Regions from separate parts of the Homo sapiens genome. Here all the other regions are linked to region 1. The links are chromatin contacts, found by Hi-C or POLR2A ChIA-PET in ENCODE. All regions are on one chromosome and are shown on one strand. The core of a region is the stretch at or near the end of the contact, and the rest is flanking DNA. Distances in the headings are between cores, read along the strand shown.

The links. Hi-C counts contacts between places; a loop is a spot of excess contacts on that map. ChIA-PET counts read pairs that join two places held with the same protein, here RNA polymerase II (POLR2A). Pooled maps may share reads with other maps.
Region 2: a loop to region 1 is called in a map of naive thymus-derived CD4-positive, alpha-beta T cell, with 1.9 times the contacts of the local background. The contact joins two enhancer-like sites. A Hi-C loop is called at or near these places in 1 of 168 maps with a recorded cell type or tissue (naive thymus-derived CD4-positive, alpha-beta T cell), 5 of 37 single-sample maps with no recorded cell type and 12 of 50 pooled maps. POLR2A ChIA-PET finds 5 or more read pairs at or near these places in 3 of 52 experiments (CD4-positive, alpha-beta memory T cell, CD8-positive, alpha-beta memory T cell and activated B cell).
Region 3: a pooled map shows a loop between it and region 1 (8-fold over the local background). The contact joins two enhancer-like sites. A Hi-C loop is called at or near these places in 1 of 37 single-sample maps with no recorded cell type and 8 of 50 pooled maps. POLR2A ChIA-PET finds 5 or more read pairs at or near these places in 1 of 52 experiments (SK-N-SH).

The regions. Positions count from the first base shown.
Region 1 is chr3:177,425,635-177,429,056 of GRCh38, forward strand. No RefSeq gene overlaps it. Among named protein-coding and RNA genes, the nearest start is that of LINC00578, 15 kb to the right of the region's middle. Within about 2 kb of position 2,082, at least 5 of the 41 ENCODE cell types and tissues checked have a DNase peak (open chromatin) inside an H3K27ac peak, as active enhancers do.
Region 2 is chr3:177,596,027-177,599,216 of GRCh38, forward strand. The region is part of intron 2 of LINC00578 (long intergenic non-protein coding RNA 578); the gene reads left to right. Among named protein-coding and RNA genes, the nearest start is that of LINC00578, 160 kb to the left of the region's middle. Within about 2 kb of position 1,610, at least 28 of the 41 ENCODE cell types and tissues checked have a DNase peak (open chromatin) inside an H3K27ac peak, as active enhancers do.
Region 3 is chr3:177,678,102-177,681,460 of GRCh38, forward strand. All of the region lies in intron 3 of LINC00578 (long intergenic non-protein coding RNA 578), which reads left to right. Among named protein-coding and RNA genes, the nearest start is that of LINC02015, 140 kb to the right of the region's middle. Within about 2 kb of position 1,515, at least 6 of the 41 ENCODE cell types and tissues checked have a DNase peak (open chromatin) inside an H3K27ac peak, as active enhancers do.

The DNA of each region.
Region 1 (3,422 bases), core at 832-3,331:
GGCCTCCCAACAAACTTTTTCTTTAAGCATTCATCTTTAGAGTGTTATCTGAATAGGAAAAAGTAGTTTTAGGCCAAATGTTGAAGAGCTGGTGCTAAGGAGTCTGGACTGTATTTTATAAGCAATGGAGAACTTTATGGAGAAAGACAACACACTTGGATTCTTTCTTTTGGGTAAAACTCGGCAGCCGTGTGGATGCTGGATTAGAGGAGAGCAATCCAGAGGTGGGAGCCTGTTATTTGACTCCTCCAATAATTTACTCAACCCACGTTCAGATTCTTTACACACACATCTGCCCACCGCTTTCCCTAGATTGGGATTCTCTCAAGAGTAGAGATTGTTAGCTTCAATTTTAACTCCCTCCACTCCCAGCCCCCAGATCCTCGAATGTATTAGCTTTCACATTTTTGGCAGTTAATAAATATTGACTGAATTAGATTAGTCCCAAATGAGCTCTTAGAATAAAAACACTCAAAAATAAAGAATCTCCATTTTTCACAAAGTTTTTACTGTGGTGTGCTGTTGGAGTGAATCACCTTAGTCAAAACAAGCTATTTTGGCAATAAAACCAATGACAGACTTAGGTAAAAACTTCCCCCTCCCCCACATGTTAATACCAGAAACTTAATTCTCTACTCTGTTTTATAATATATATCCATGGCAATAGACTATTAAAATCGCATTCTCAAGTTATAAATACCATAAACCACATTTTCACATGGTGGCCTAGCCACTGTCTTTTGCAACAATTTGGCATGGAATTACAAGTAGCATCCATTAAATTTCATATGCCCTTTAATTTTTTTATCTCTTCATTTGCATGCATGTATTTTATAATCATTCATTCTGGTAATAAAACCCACAGGATCTTAAATTGAACTGAAGTCCCAGATGCTTTAAAAGAATTTATGTTGCATAATTGTACTGGTTGACCTGAAAACAAACAACAACCTATGATTTAAATATTCTGCCCAGGAGCGGAGTCAAACTCTTCCTTAAAATTCTGTGGTTTCTATTGACCGACTTATTGTGAGGGAAAGATTCAGAAAACTAAAGGGACTATAAAAATGACAAAGCAAAGGAAGCAGACAGTAGTGGCTTTCTGAAGATTTTATCATCTAGAACCATATGCATATTTCAAATGAAATATTTGTGAAGCAGCTACAGAGCTTATTCCCCAGTCAGGGAGGGGAGTCAGTGGATTAACACCAATGATTTGTTTATGGAGACAAAGGAAAATAACTCTACTTACTTCAACAGGAATAACCTGAGAAAGCCTAGGCAGGAGAAATGTTTAGTATTTGGAGGAACTTCCCAGGACTTGAATTTGTTGTCCATTTTTATGTAACAAAATACATCCAAACTTAGCAGCTTAAGGCCACAGATATCTTTTTCTGTGGCTCAGGGGCCTGGGAGTATTTTAGCTGGGTTGTTCTGGCTTAAGGTCTCCATGAGGTTGCAGTGAAGCTGTTTGACAGGGCTGCAGTCTCACATGAACACTCAGCTGGGGAATGATCGTTTTCTAACTCACTCACATGGTTGCTGACAGGTTTTAGTTCCTTGCTTGCTGTTGGCTGGAGACTTTAGTTCCTCACTCACCGTGTGTGCCTCTCTGAAGTGGCCTAAGCGTCTTCATGATATGACAGCTGGCTTTCCCCAGAGTGAGTGATTCAAGACAGAAACAGAAAGAAAGAATACCCAAGTCGGAAGTTGCACACTTTTACTAACCCACTGTCAGAAGTGCTGTTATATGGGGTTGGTTATCCAGACCAACCCTGGTACAGCGAGGGAGCGTATAACACGAGGGTATGAATCCTGCAGGTGGGGGTCATTGGTGGGTATCTTAGAGACTGCCTCCCCCAGGGTTGGACTGGGTAGGGACAGTGACTCAGGGCCACAACCTGGAGATGGCTTATAAATCATGCCCTTGTTTGATGAAATGTTAAAGAAAAAGAGGAGAGAGGGCTGAAGTAACAAGGTGGCTCTCAGCTGCCTTCCTTTTCATCTTCTACCCAATGCTACATCTCCACACCTTTTTCTTTGAGCTGTTCCTGGAGAACACCAGAATAATGACTGGAGAGAACCCTTGTTTAGTCATCAGGAGTCATGTGATCTGGGTTTAAATGTGGTTTGACCACGAAAAACTTGGAGGCAGAAGGATGTATTATTAAATGAGTATAGACTTTAGAGTTTAATAAGTTTCACTCAAAGTCAGGCCTCAGCCCTTACTGGATGTGTGATCTTTGGTAAAGCATAGGCAAGCCTTGTGAGGTTGAGTGTGTTTGTACATTTTACCTTTTAGGATAATATTTTACCTTTTAGGCTGGTTGAAGGTTAAATAAAATGCGATTTCCCTTGCTTGTTCCCTGTGGGATATTAAATCATCCCTTCACTTCTCTGGATTGTATCTCAATGGGAAAATGACAATGACAGGGGCTTCTACCCAGTGGGGTCACTGATGTGCTCTCTTTGGGACTCTGAAGTTCTGAGCTATGCCTTAGCAAGCAGATTATGCAATCTGTGCAGGGGGCTGGGCTGGGGATGGACACAAGATCAAACCTACACTATGGTGACGGTGGGGATGGGCAGGGGCAGGATGAAGAGACGGGCTGAGAGCTGGGCTTTTCCTTATGCCTGAAAAACATTTTTTCACAATGTTTAAAGGGAATATAAGAAAGAAATCTGATTGATGGTTGCATATTTTTGGTATTGCAGAAATAAGAGAAATTGTCTAGTAAAAACAATCTTAGATAAAAAACAGTGTTAAATCTCTTTTTCTTCAAATACACGAATGTTAGTCCATGTTTTCAATTTGAGACAATTTTTTTTTTTACGGAGTCTCACTCTGTCGCTCAGGCTGGAGTGCAGTGGTGCGATCTCGGCTCACTGCAACCTTTGCCTCCTGGGTTCAAGCGATTCTCCTGCCTCAGCCTCTTGAGTAGCTGGGACTACAGGCGCCTGCCCACCACGCCCAGCTAATTTTTGTATTTTTAGTAGAGACGGGGTTTCACTATGTTGGCCAGGCTGGTCTTGAACTCCTGACGTCAGGTGATCTGCCTGCCTCGGCCTCCCAAAGTACTGGGATTACAGGCATGGGCCACCATGCCTGGCTGAGACAATTTTTTTTTTGTCGCCCAGGCTGGAGTGCAGTGGTGTGATCTCGCTCACTGCAAACTCTGCCTCCCGGGTTCATGCCATTCTCCTGCCTCAGCCTCCTGAGTAGCTGGGACTACAGGCGCCTCCCACGACGCCTGGCTAATGTTTTGTATTTTTAGTAGAGATGAGGTTTCACCGTGTTAGCCAGGATGGTCTCGATCTCCTGACCTTGTGATCTGCCTGCCTGGGCCTCCCAAAGGACATTTTTTTTTTAAATGACAAGGAATAGAAATCCACTAGCTCAAGTTCAGAAAGGCAGTTGGTGG
Region 2 (3,190 bases), core at 360-2,859, 170 kb after region 1:
CTTATGATGACTGTTGTAAGCTCCTTGAGGTCAGTGGCGCTAGAATACAATTTCTCTTATTAAACCGTAGTGACTGATCCCTGTGTTATGTCGATGAATAATTAAAGTAGCAATGATTTTGTCTATATCTCTAGAGATGAGGACCAATCATAACCCCACCTCCAATTTGGAGATTATTCTCAACTGTATTTGCATCTTTATGTAAACCCCTCCTATTAGCTTCATCAAGAGGTTTTATCCCCTCCTCTTGGCTTTCAAACCAACATGAATTTTCAGCTGAATATAGGGCAGATTTGCTGTTCAGTGTCAACTTGCTTGAGGTGGGACTGGGAGCAATTCACTTGCTGAAGGAGACTACAGTGAAGTCTTCCAGAAACTCTGGGGAACTGGTCACATTCACAGGTCACAGGCTCTGACTCAGACGTGGCTTTGTCTAGGTTGTGGACTGCTGGAGTCTTTCCAGGAAGAGAACACCTTCCTTTTATCTTAAAACCATGCTGTGATTGCCCCAACATATTCCTGACTGCCCAAACCTTGTTAACTAGGCGAGCCAGATAGAATTTGAGTGCATGCTCATTAAGCATAGATGCTTGGATATACACATATACGTACAGCAAGGAGTCATGCCAGGAAAAGGTGCCAGACCCCAGTGCTGTGGAATTATACTGGATTTCTGTGGCAAAAGCATCATGGAAGACCCTTTTGCAAGGGAGTGGGCTTTGCCAGAGTTTTCATGCAGAGTCATAAGGATATTCCCTTTTAGCATTTGGCACCAGTTATTTTACACCAACTTGTGAAGCACAGTGCCAAGTTCTATTGCCTGGAATCTCCTTAAAGGTTTACTCAGATGTTGAAAGAAGCATCCAAAGTCATATTTTCTGTTGTTTATTCTTTTGCTTTTTTTTTCTCTTTGCAAATGAAAACCAGAGGTGTAAGTGTTCCATCCCAAAGGAGGAAGATTGTATCAAAAGCTATACCTCCTTCTGCTCACTCATACAACTCCCATGCACATCCCTTGGCTTTAATCACACAGCTTTCCACGCTGCTGACTATGCCAGGGCAACTCTGTTCTGCATGTCTGTATTGCTTCAGGGCACATTTCAGACCAGAACTGGATGGACTCACCTGGCTGGGTAATTTAGACATTTGTGGTTTGCAATGTTCCAGTGTGCTCCAAGCTATCCCAGCTTACTGGTTTCTTCCCAGGAAGTGGGAGAAGACTTTATCCATTTGTTTTCTGACAAGAGACATTATGGCCATAATTTAAGCAGTTTTCCAGAAGTTTGGCAGCAGAGGGTTACAATCTAGCAGGATTCGGTATTGCCTAAGCAAATTTGAATTTGTACTCTGGCTCACTCAGCCCATTTTAAACCCAGCAGCCTGGGGAGAATGAATCCTTATGAAATCAATGCGGTGGCTTCAGTTTCCTGTGGATGGCTTCCAGAAATGCTCCAGACATTGCTGAATGCTCTAGGTAGACTCTCAGTGCTTCGACCAAGGCACATTCAGACAAGCCTTTTTTGATTCACTACATATATTTCTGTTTAGAAGCGGCAAGGCTGAACTGATGACCCTGCAACGCGGTTTTGTTTCCCTCTCATTATCTATCTGGCTTCACAGGAAGTGAATGCTTGGCTGGTGAAGACAAAAAAGCTGTTCTCCAGCCTCATGCTTCATGGCTGGAACATAGCCAGTTTAGGCTTGTGAAGAGTCCATTAAAAACACACGGAGGCAGTTGAGGGATGGGATCTGTGTATGTACAGGTCTTTCAAACGTAGGCAGCCTATGTTTGGCTTATGGGGCTTGGAGGAGAGGCCTTCTTTGATGTGATTCTTGGATCACATATTGATTAAAAAAAAAACAACCAGAAGTCTAATACCCACTGTAATGCATCCAGCAGACAACCTCTTAGCATCTCTATAGAGACCTTTCCTCCTTTACTGGGTCACACTTAGGGCACATTTAGCTCTCAGATAACCTTAAATAACCCACAGTTCATTTCCTGTTGACTTCGTGTATCCTCTACTTCCTGAAAGGTTTTCTTCTTTTTTTTCAGTTGCCACTCATCGTTAATATGACATTCTCCAGGTCTTCTCCGCACTTCAGAATTCTCTTCTGGGCTTTTGAATGTTCTTGTTTTTTTGCTGAATTGTTTTTCCTGGGTTTTCATCTTCTCTTACCCTGTTCACAGTGGAGAGGGGACTACATTTCACCCCTGCTGTCTCAGAATGTTTCTCATGCTTAACATTCTATTTTCCTACTGACTTGGACAAATTGCATTATAACCTTTGATCTGGCACAGTTCAATCACATTTTGGCTGGAAATGTTTTACACATTAAAATGATGAAGGATGACTTTATTTGCCAGACAAAAGATGTTTAAAATGGAAAAAAAGAAAAAAAAAACTCAAAAAGGTCTTTCTGGAGCTACTGTATGAAAAAGACTCTTGAATATGTAAAAGCTTTTGGAACACAGAAGGGAGTCAGTTGCTTCACTTTAGAGTCAGTTTAGCAAAGGACGGATTTGTGGTGACTTGTCACGGCCTTGAGATTTTTGAAAGCAGGTCTCTCCAGAAAGCCTGTCCTTAAAGACAGAGTGGCTTCTTTCCCCTTTGGCTAAGACTGACTGCCAAATTTCACCAGGTTGCATACCCAATGGTGGAAAGTGCCAGCTTCTTGGCTTTGCATAGGCAAATTCCTACCTCCCTATTTTCTCTCCAGTCAATGCAGCAGTCTGTTTATGCTGTGCAGACGGATACCCACCAGACAGGGTTTTCTGAACCTACTAGTCTATTTAGGATCCAGTTTTTTTTTTTTTTTACAGTGCTGCAGCCTAATTAAGCTTGGCGATATCATTAAACTTCTATTCAATTCGATTACATTTTAGTTCAAATGTTATTGATGCCATCCACATGCCAGGACTGTGTTAGGCATTGGGGTGGGTGGCGAGAAATGGTCCATACCCTCACGAAACTTAGCGCCTAGCTTAATTTTCTCATATTTATCAATTTGATCCTGACGAACTAGGACACCAATATATAATGCTAAAGACTAGATTTCTTCCATCCATACTAGTTGAGTTGTATAACATGAGTGTCTTAAAAACAAATTCAGGGCCATCTATTTTGCAATTGGATATGTAAAATAATTTGTACTATGGCTATTGTGGGAAATAGGATTCAATTAATGA
Region 3 (3,359 bases), core at 265-2,764, 250 kb after region 1:
TTATTTCAGTGACTGTCTACTTGGTTCTTCATGGCTAGATTCTGAGTCCAGGTGATCATGGATGGGTTTGTATTGATCTGAATATTTCTTGAGGCTAGAACTGCTTAGCACAATTGCCACTTCATATAAACTTAGTTGATTTAGAATTTACAATAATTTGAGTGACAAACAAAGAATTTTTAGACTCTAAGCAAAAGTAAAAGCAAAATCATATTGAGGCTGGGATGCCATTTGGATAGACAAAAAACCTTTTCACCACTGTATCTCCTGACCAAGAAGTGAAGAAGTGTCCCTGGCATACTTGGATAAATGACTGAAATAGATATATAGAAGCTTTTCAGAAGGATTATTCTTCAACTCTCAATATGTTAATTTGAGAACATGCATATCTAATTATTAGTTATTAAAACAGGTCCTTTAAAATTAAAAATACTCCAAGTACTTGAAAGTAACAAAACTGGAGTAAAAAATAATAGAGTAGACATTTGACAGTTTCTCCCTCTATTGTTCTCAGTTCTTGAACATGGTTAACTAACATACTCACACTTCATCTATTGGTTGACATTCAGGAATAAAGTACTTGCAATGTTTAGATTCTTAAAAATACATTTTATGTATCAAACCTTTCTGAAAACCATTGTTAATGGATAATTATCTAGGATGCATTGCTCATCTTCCTGTCTTATTAAACAGTCTATCAGATATGACCTAACCTTTTCATTAAGACTCAGCACCATCACTTTATTATTTGTAAACTGTTGGGTCACAGAATGGTATCCTCAGGTGTCTGAGCTTATAAAAGGCTGTGGCTGTTTGCCTGATTTCTCTTTTGACTTTTCCTCTGCCATTTCCTATCATTTGACTGGCTTCCCTGGGTCTGCTTCCTACATACAGTCCATTGTATGTTTAATTTCATGTCCTCCGTTGGCTAAAGACATTCTGTTGGTTTCATGAATCCTTGAATATGTCAATTAGTTCTGGCCTTTATGGCTCCAGGGTGACCTTATTTATCGTCTGCTATAAAGTCTATAAACCTGATCTAAGTACATTCCTCTTCAGTGCTAGAGTCTTTTCTTTTTTGTTATTGTTTCTGTTCAGTTCAAGAGGGAAAATGTATTTGGTTGAGTTTCTAGAGAGCTGTCTGCTGAATATGTGAGACGATTATAATTCACAACAAAGACTATAACCTACTCTGTTATTTTGAAGGAAAAACATTTTAAAAGGCAGCTTCCTTTGGGAATATTTCTAGGAATAGTGACTTTACATATGTATGAATGTGTGTATATATGTATATGTATATATATGCATATATATTTATATGAATTCACTTATATTCTATTATTTCTGAAAAAAATATAAGGCAGCAGTAGTGACACTAGGAAAAGAAAAATGGGTAAAATTCATAAGCCTACACAATGGTTGCCAACACTTCCCTTTTATTAACTTGGCAGCCTGGTATTTTGCAGGGTTTTTTGAACACAAACACCCTGAAACTCATCATCGGGTTGTAGCAGGATGTCCCTCCTTAGGCCGTGAGTAACTGCTGGGGCAGGTGTGGTTTGGGTACAGTTACAGTCTTGGAGGAAAAGTTTAATTTTGTTCTTTAGCTATCTGGTGATGTTTTTTCAAAGGCATATATAAGGGACACCACAGACCACTGATGTGTGCTTTCAACTATTAATTTATAAGAAGTGTTTTGAGATAACCAGAAATAGAGGAGTCAGAGTGGTCTAAAGGGAAATGACTCAGGCATCCTTTTGAAAAGATACCAGCTAATGAAACCGTTATCTTTCTGACTGGCCCCAGGCTGAGGTTTTGCCATGAGAGGTCTTTCAGCGTTAATTTAACCAGGACAGTTGCTGTTTTAAAAGGGTTTGCTAGCCAGCCTGCCGGATCTGACAGAAAGAGTAGCTGCCTCCCCTGGTGTGATTTAAAGGGCAGTAAAAGTTCAGCCAGCCCCTGATCTCCTCCCCAGTGGCCTTACTTCACTTAGAAATGTTCATGATTAGAGATACTCCATTGGGCAAAGACCTTGTCTCCAGAAGGCACTAATAAACAAGACTATATTTTACCTGAATTTATCACTAATGCCCTTTCTGAATTCATGAGCAGATGAGTGAGTTAGGCAACCAGCTGGAGCAAAGCCTGATGATTGAGACATGAGATGGGTACACTTATGATGAGAACATCTGAAGCAAGAGCAAGTGGTATTGTCCCTGGATGATGTGGGTAGTAAGGGGTGATTAAAATTTAAAGCCATTGGACCTGAGGAGGGGCATTTGCTGACTATAAGATAATGACAAAAGGGGAGATAAGAAGGTGAGGTTTATTTTACAGTATTGCTCAAGGCTGGTTTTGCTTCTTGGAGTAACAGATAAGCTTATGAAGAACAAACCCAGATCTTTTACTATTATTGACCTTTTCCAATCAGATTATATAATAATTTATAAATAATAACTTTCTTGGCTTCCTGACTCAACATGCCACCTAAATAGCTAAATTCTTTTGAGTTCTTGGTGACTCATCTTTGCTCTTGACTCTGTGACTAGACTGGTTTCCAACTTAAAGTATTTAAAGAAATTCAGCATCTAGTATGTCTTCTTTGTCTTGCTCCAATCTTGTGCCCCAGTTCTAGATTATTTTGTGCTCTTTGTTGCTGAGGCCAAATACTCACTTCGCATCCAAGACATAATCACTAAATTCCAGCTCCATTCATTTATTTATTCATCAAATATTTATCGAATGCTTGCTTGGTGTCAGATACTGTGCTAGGCACTAGAAATACAAGGGTGAATGAAATATGGTCTTTGTGTTTTAGAAGTTCCCTTTAGTGCCCGAGAACTTGCTATGACACTCTGCAGTTCTTGGGGCCCTCCATAATTGGGGTCTAGACTTGTTGAAAACCCCTATCTCCCTGATTCTCTTCCTTTTCCTGAAGAACTGGGATCTGCCCCAGAACAACACTTCATGACCAGAATCCAACTGTCATGTATGACCAAGAGAATATAATTGAAGGTATATGGGGGTTTGGGCTTTGAATGTTTTCAGGAGAAAAATTAATTTAAAAACACTTGGAAGGTCTCCAGAGAGGCTTTGAAATGTTTCTGTTTGTTCCAAGGGTTGTACATTGTCCTCACAGAAGGGACTTGGGATTCAATTGACTAGAAGAAACAACCATTTTAAGACTTCTGCATCCTTGGAATTTCAACCATTAAGGAAAGTCCTTTGGCAGATTGCTTTGTGCTTTTACATGATTGACTGCTTCCTGTGAAGATAATTTTGACAAGGAAAGCTGTTGGAGCTATGACCTTTGACTTATGCTGCTTAGATTCTAAGGGCAATAATTTAGAGGAATTTAA